Linked DNA regions of Mus musculus: region 2 is linked to region 1. The links are chromatin loops, found by intact Hi-C in ENCODE. Cell type or tissue: gastrocnemius. All regions are shown on one strand.

Evidence for each region. Hi-C counts contacts between places; a loop is a spot of excess contacts. Peaks named below come from ENCODE experiments on the same cell type or tissue, not always from the same donor. Only the 100,000 strongest peaks of a DNase experiment are listed, where the experiment ranks them.
Region 2: a loop joins it to region 1, with 2.5 times the contacts of the local background. A loop is called at or near these places in 2 of 42 quality-filtered maps.

Annotation. Positions count from the first base shown.
Region 1 is chr14:18,462,093-18,466,092 of GRCm38, forward strand. It overlaps Gm32587 (a long non-coding RNA gene), which reads left to right and starts at 1,518. Exons shown (of 3, transcript XR_874230.2): 1 at 1,518-1,735. In gastrocnemius, no CTCF peak of the experiment used is centred here; DNase peaks (open chromatin) are centred at 1,585 and 2,274; H3K27ac peaks cover 826 bases.
Region 2 is chr14:18,375,807-18,379,806 of GRCm38, forward strand. No RefSeq gene overlaps it. Among named protein-coding and RNA genes, the nearest start is that of Ube2e1, 46 kb to the left of the region's middle. In gastrocnemius, a CTCF peak has its summit at 2,335; DNase peaks (open chromatin) are centred at 627 and 2,310; H3K27ac peaks cover 1,269 bases.

The DNA of each region.
Region 1 (4,000 bases):
CCACACTCTTGTGATGCTGGGTAGCAGCAGCGAGCCATGGCACCCATGATCATGAGGACAGATGAGCAGATGGGCAGCTATGGAGCATGCTCAGTTGCTCAGTGCATTTCCCACTAACCAATGTTTTCAGCCTATGGCAGATATGCCAGGGTGTAATTCTATCATAAGTCAAGGAGCATCTGTACAAATCCAGATCTTAAAGCTGGGTGAGAAGAAACTTTAGGAAAGATATGAGATATTTATGATATGGGAATTGCCAACCACTGCAGCAGATCACTCAGCAGCCAGAGAGATTATTTTGATCTATGCCCCCACTGTCTGCTCGCTGTATACAACCCCATGTAAGGCTTCAGACGAGTATGCCTCAGAGTGCCACGGGCAATGCCAAGTCATGACACAGGAGCTGTGGTGAGGGCAGCCTCTAAATGGCCCTCTGGTCTTCCCCTGGTGTGACTCATGCCCTTGTGGAATTTCTTCCTCTCCTGGGTAGTGACCTGGTGGGTGACTTCTAATAGAACACAGGAAGCGATGGCCTGCCAATGTGGAGATCAGGTTATAAGAGGACTGTGCCTGTTCCTGCCCTCCCTCTCAGGGAACCTGGGAGCTGGGAAGGCAGCTTCTGTGTTGTAGGTGGTTCTACACAGCTCATGTAGCAGGAAGCTGAGCTCCAGCTAAAAGCTGCTCTGAGGTCAATGAATGAGCATGGAAAGAGGTTTTCCTGAGCTAAGCTCTGAGATAACCAGCACCCTGAGGCTTTTATGATCTAATTTCCCAAGTCACCCAGCATCACTTCCAGCACGTTCTATTGCTTAGAGTGCTCTAAGATAACCAGACTCACAAATACACTCTACTGTTCAGTAGGGCAAGTTTTAGTTACACTATGAATTATTTGAAGAATATCTCTATCTCTATCATCATAGCATAGCTCATAAAATTCCCTCAGTTACTGTTCTCGTTGTTTTGACAGAAAATGTGTATGTGTGAGTGAGTTCATGGGTATGTGTGAGTGAGTTCGTGGGTATGTGTGAGTGAGCTAATGGGTATATGTACGTGTGTGTGTGTGTGTGTGTGTGTAGGTGAGAAGTTGATACTAAATACCAGGGTCTTTTACAAGACCTACAGCTCACCAAGCAGAGTAGATAGGCTAGTCAGCAAGTTCCAGGGGTTTTCTTTCCCTGTCTCCCTAGAGTTGGGATTACAGGTGTACAGCCCTGCTTTTTGTAATCTCATCCAGCCTGAAGCAGGCTAAACCAGACCTTGACCTTGCTGCCACTAAGGAGATTACCTAGGGTGGAGCCTTCCTCCATAGATGGATGACTCTGTTGTTCAACCACTGACGCTGTTCCTCCTGCTGAGAGGTCCTTGAGCTATTCTGGAGACTACACCCTATCCTGCACGTCGGCACCTGCAGCTGGTTCCAGGCTCCAAGGATGAATTGGTGGGAATGGGCCTTCCCCCACCCCACCCCCCTTTATAAGTGCATTTGCCATTAAACATTTGAGCTTTGATCAGGAATCTTGACTCAGCTCCATTTTTCTCTCAACTGCCTAGTTCAGCCTTGGCTTGCCTCCCAGGTGTACCCTGTTTCTTGTAAGCCACAGTTCAGCTTCCAACAGTCTGGCATCCGAACGTGGGACCTGCGGAACGGCAGAAAAACGCTGAAGGAATGCTGCTTGGTATGGAGCTCCACGGGAAGAAAAAGAAAAAATCGTATCGGGTACACGGTGAGCAACAGGTAAAGTGTTGCTAGAGGTGCGGAAAGATACGGGCTAAGTTTGGAATCAGTGCTAACCCAACGCTGGTTTCCACTTAGGTTCAGCAGCAAATTATTCGGAATTAGGAACTGATCAGGCGATTGTCGCAGCTTTTAAAAGCTGCTTCAGGCGAGAGGAAAAGGGTTTAAAAAATAATGAAACAGGCAGTTGTCCACAGTCGTGAACTGCATCAGACTAGAGGAATAGGGCTTAAAATGATGGAGTAAAATATATAGAGGAAAATGGATTTTGAAACTCTTCCAGAGGCAAAGAAAAATTCGGGGGATGCCCTGCTTTTTTTCTCTCTGTCCCCTACAGTAGAAGTTCTCTGCCCTCTTTGTGTTGTCTAATGTCTAGTCTAATGTCTGGTGCACCAGTCCGTTCACGTGTCAATCCATGTGTGTTCGTGTCTAGTTGTCTGAATGACTGAATGTTCTGTGTTTCATGTTGGAAAATAAAGATGGCTAAAACTTTATCTACTGGTTCAGCAAAGCCGAGAGTGGCCACAAGCTTTTGCCAGGATCAGGCACAGCAGGGGAGCCACTGCTGGCAAAGCTGCTCTCAAAAAAAAAAAAAAAAAAAAAAAAAAAAAAGGAGTCTGCAGCCTCTTAGTTTTTGGGGATGGGAAAAGCTGATAGATGTTTTTTTTCCTGGAGGGTTCTCTGCAATCGTGATTATTGCATTTAGCTAATGACAAGGTGCTTATTGTCTTATAATTATAGCTAGAAAAATTGAAATTCTTTGATTGGTCTAAATTTATTGGACTCGTGTAGCCACTTCATTTTTTTTTTTTTTTTTTTTTTACTGGTCTTAGAGGTGTAATATGCTCTGCGTGTCTTCATCACAAGACTATTAGCTTATAAGTTATTGGGTATGATCAAATAGGTGTAACACTGGTTACTAGAAAGTTAGCTTTAGATGGGTAACTCAGGTTTGGAGTCTTTCCAACACGTGGCATAAGGCAGGCCAAGAGGCTGAGCCTCTAAGGACACTTCTAGTTGAGATAATATTTACTGTGATTATTATCCTAAAAAGTAGAATTAAAGGTAAGATCTAAAGCAATGTCTCTTTAATGAAGCATTAAAACTTTCACTGTCATGCATTCATAGGTATAAATTGGCAGCCAAATTTTGCAACGTGATAGTGAAGTTTTGATGTTTATTCTAAGGTGATAAATTGTTTTGAAATTGGGTTTTGCTTCCCCAAGATTGTAGTTATAGTCTAATATTGCAAAAGAAACTTAATAATTCTAAAATATGTCCTCACAGCAAGAGGAACAAAGCTCGGAGCAGCCTCTGCAGGGCTTGTGTGACTTTCTTTTGTTTTGCAAACGGTGCCTAAAGAAGCTCTTGAAACTTGCCTCTCCTTGTCTTCAAAAAAAAATTCCTTTTAGCTAAAAGAGCACTGTTGCAGATCTATCCAGATATTGTTCTAAATAAAGTTTAAATTCAAAGTTTATAAAAGGTCAATCAGGCTGTAGAATTTATCAGGACATTGCAATTTGACTTGCCTACATCATGTAAAGTTATTATAGATTTAAGAGTTTGTTTTTTCCTTTGCATCTGAAAAATTGTAAAGAGCTTGCTTCTAGTGAGCTTGTAATCACTGGAAAATTTTGCCTCTAGGTATGGCTTATATAGCCTTACCTCATGTAAGAAAAATTCTTAGTGTCTCTGCTTCAATACAAGAAGCTAAGAGTTTGAATCTTTCAGTGTATATTGTTTCCTAAGTGGGAAGTATTTTATTAGCTAACGCCTCTCAAGGGAAGTTTACTTTAAATCCTTGCTCTCACACAAGGAGCTTTTAAGTTCTGGGGAGTAGCTGTTGCTCCAGAAAAGATTCAGAGGCAATATCTTTTGAATACTTAGGGTTTTAGTTATACTATAAAATTGTGGTACGTTTAACTTTAATATGCCAGCAGGATCCCTGTTTTCACATTGTAAAACATCATTCTTGCCTGAAAACATCTGTTCTATATTGGCCACATGCGATCTCATTCTAGTCTTCCTGGACCTTTAGCTGAAGGCAATGATTGCATCGACAGAGCTCTAACAGTAGAAGCCTTAGTTTCAGATCCTGTTGCTTTGGCCAAATGTGATCATGAAAAATTTCATCTCTCTAGTCATACCTTAAGGCTCCAACATAAGATCACTAAGGAGCAGGCAAGAATGATTGTAAAACAATGTCCTAAATGTATTACATTATCTCCAGTGCCACATTTAGGAGTTAATCCACGAAGTCTTATG
Region 2 (4,000 bases), 86 kb before region 1:
AGCCAGCTTCTGAAAGGCTTAGGCCCAGGGTATGGGTGCTCACTTGGCAAGAAGTACACAGAAGTGCATGTGTACGTCACTAGCACTAGTGCATGCCTTTGGGGAAAAATAGCAACCTCAGGAGGCTCTGGAGGAATCTGAATCTGACAACGGACAGTGAAAACTGCTGATATCACATGCTTCGGACTGTCTCAGGGGCAGGGGGACAGGGATGAGGTAGAAGAAAGAATTGTATTTATTGACACAGCAGGGGGAGACTGCAAGAAAAGGAAGGACCCCCCCTGCCCCCCCCCCCCCCCACAGACCTTTTTAAATTGGCTTTGGGTAGGAGGGAAGTGTCCTTAGGTGAGTCCCTTTGCCATTATAGAGAGAAAGTTGACACCCTACAGATTCACTAGGACTAGAGTATGTGTGCCCAGATGGTAGATCACAGAGGGTTAACTAAGGTCTTGGACCCCTCTATTCCAGTTCCCTTTGCCCTTCGCATCCCACACCCAAGTTTGTACAAACATGAAGTTATGAAACAGCTTGGCCACAAGCCACAGCTTCAGGGTGCCAGGTGAGAAACCACGGAGCAAGTGTGCAGGGTAGTCTGGGTCAGTGTTAAGGATGCCTGCTGGCTTTACACACATGCCAAGTGGACACAGTGTGTCCTAATGCCACTGCAACAGGGTGTCCAGCTGAGAAGCCAATGGCTGACATCTAGGTTTAAGCTGAGCTCACTCAGCAGTCTGTCTTCTGAGTGGAGCTGATCTTTCAAGAGCCGAGCAGGCCAAAGGAGTCATTTTCTTGCCAAGCAGTAGTCAGGCCACAATTCATCTCCTTGGAGCAGTCCTAGTTCCAACTCACAAATGTTTCCTTGGGTCTAGCTATGGCATCCAGCATCTGCCATTGTTATGGTTGGTTTTCATGTCAATTTGCTACAAATTAGCACCTCCTAAGTAGGGACCCTCATCTGAAGCATTGTCCCGATTGCCTTGATTGATGGGGAAAGCCCACCCCAATTGCAGGCCCAGACAACATGTCTATGTCAGAGGGAAGTTGTCTCACCTTCACTTGGTCTTCCTTCTTGCTGCTGAGTTGACTTGCCAATTCTTTCACTGGCAGGACCAGTATTTCCAAGCTTTCATTGTGGAACAGAGAGCAGTGGCTCTCTAGGAACTTTCTGGTCTCCCAGTGCCAGATTGTGAATGCTGAGGTCCCCTGACTTGTGTACTGAGTGACCACTGGTTATAGTCCTCTAGTAAGAGACAGCTATTCTGGGTCTACTCTGGCTGTTGAAGGTATGTGTGTGTGTGTGTGTGTGTGTGTGTGTGTGTGTGTATGTGTGTGTATGTGTGTGTATGTGTGTGTGTATGTGTGGTGTGTGTGTATGTGTGTGTGCATATGTGTGAGTGTATGTGTGAGTGTCTGTCTGTGTATGTGTGTTAGTGTTTATATCTCTGGGTGTGTATATGTGTGTCTCTGTATGTGTGTCTGTATATGTCTGTATATGTGTTTGTGAGTGTGTTTGTGCCTGTGTGTGAGTGTATGTGTGTGTCTGTATATGTGTGTGTGAGTATTTGTGTCTCTCATATACATGTATGTACCTCTGTGTGTGTTTGTATATGTATGTATATGTGTATGGGAATGTGTGTTTTCATCTTCTTGGTTCTGTTTATTTTAGCTCAGTGGTTCTCAACTTTTCTAATGCTATGGCCTTTTAATACAGTTCTTTATATCATGGTTACCCCCCACCATAAAGTTTTTTTTATGGCTATTTCATAACTGTAATTTTGCTCTGAGCAGTGTCTCAGTTCCTAAGACCATTGGCAATAATGTGTTTTTTGATGGTTGTGACCCACAGCTTGAGAACCACTCTTCTAGAGACTCCTGACTGAATCAGCTCCTTTCTTCTGAAATTGAGGGTTTTGGGGACAGACAAGATAAATGCCTCACCATCCTCTATGGGGCCATTAGCAACCTGTTTTGCATTTTTAAACAGTAAATTCTAGAACCTCACTGATATTCCAATTCCTGTTACTTGTTTTAAAGCAGATTTCCAATTAATGGCTTGATTGGTACTTCCTGACTTTGGCCTGGGACAGTAAGAGCGATGTGATCTTCATAGAGCTGCTGGGGCTAAGCCGTGTGGAAGCACCTCCAAGGGGAGTTAGTCCTCTGTCTGCCTTTGCTGTTCTTTGCTTTTTGAGACAGGTCACACTCTGCACCCCAGGCTGGCCTCTAACTTGCAGTACTAAGATTAGGGGTGTGACCCCCACAGCTGCTCATCAGTTCAGTCTTCCTCGCCAGGAGGCAGGGAACTGACTTGAGTGGGACTGAGCAATGCCTGTGAGTGCCACTGGGTGCCACTAGTGGAGTGTGCTGGGGTCTAATTATTTTGAGTATTTTTGACTGTAATTTTGACTCTAAGCAGACACACACACGGGGGCGGGGAGGGAGAGACAGAGCGGGGGGCAAGGAGTAGAGAAAGAGTTATTATCGAAGGATAAAAGATAGGCGTACATATGAGGGCACTAAGGGACAGAGGCTCTCACTCACACGTTGGGAAGAGAAGTGTGCACAGCCCTGGCAGGTCTGGTCCGGGGCTCACTCTTGCTTGATTGGTGGTTGTGGACTTCCTGATTTTGGTACCAGCTGACCTCCAGTTAGCTAGCACAAAGCTTTTAAAGAGGAGCCACCTGAGAGAAGAACCAGAATTGTATTACTATTATTCTGGTTTTAGGGTGGGAGGTAAGGTCCTAGATGAGCCTGGACCTCAGTATGTAGCTCAGACAGGCCTTAAACTCAACACACTAAGTCCTGGGATTACAGTGCGAGGAACTGAAGCTTTAAACAGGAAAAAAAATGTAGCTGGGCATTTTATCCTGGAATAAAAAGACACAGAATTTTGAACATAATCTTCTAACAAGATTTAGAATATAAATCAGGTATGGCAGCATGTGCCTTAAATCCCAGTACTCAGAAAGCAGAGGCAGGTGAATTTCTGAGTTCAAGTCTAGTTCCAGGCTAGCTAGTAATATGCGTAGTGAGACATTATTTCAAAAGAACAAAACAGAAAAATAGATAATAATCTTAGCTATAGGTTAATTTGAAGAACAAAGAATGGGAAACATTTTGTCCTGTTTTCTATTAAAGTTGTATCTTATCCATCAGGCACAATGGCATATGCCTACAGATGAGGGCTACTTTAAGGCACTGCAGAAGGAGAATCAGGGGTTCTAAGCCAGTCTGGACATAGCCTTCACTTTGCCTTTGACCTTATTTCTTTCTCACTTTTGACTTTCATTTCATGTATTAAAAAGTCATTCCTCCTCACAAATACTTGAGGGCCTTATCAAAATGGAAAGGCTGTTTCTGGCTTCTGCCTACAAAGTTTGCTTTTGTCATTGTTGCTGTTAGGTTTGTTTTTTATATTTTCTATAGGTGGCCTCTGTCTAAGGTCAGTGAAGGAATGTGGCAGCCACAGCCACAGCTACACAGCAGTAGCACAGATATACTCACCCATAAGAGGCTCGAGCAAGCAGACAAAAAGAAAAGGTTTCATATATATATATATATATATATATATATATATACACACATATATAGTACATATATATGTGTGTGTGTGTGTGTTTGTAGTATATATATATATATATATATATATATATATATATATATATAGACTACAACTGGAAGGTGCAGCCACATTTGGGGTGAATCTTCCTGCTTCAATAAATCTGGTCAAGAAAGTCTTTACAAGTGTGCTTGGTAACTCCTCTTTTAGCTGACACCAAATTCAGTACAAATTGGGAGACTCCTGGACCCTTGTGACTAAAGGTGATGAGAAATGAGGCATTTACATGGGCTCAGGAGTTTTCCCAAAAAGGTTAAGAGTCACTGTATAGTGTAGGATCCTGGCTGACTGTAAGGTGGGAACAGCATATCAATGGACAGAACCCAGCATCGTATCCACAGTATTGCTGCCTCAATCTTGTCAAGGGAAACTGAGTCATAC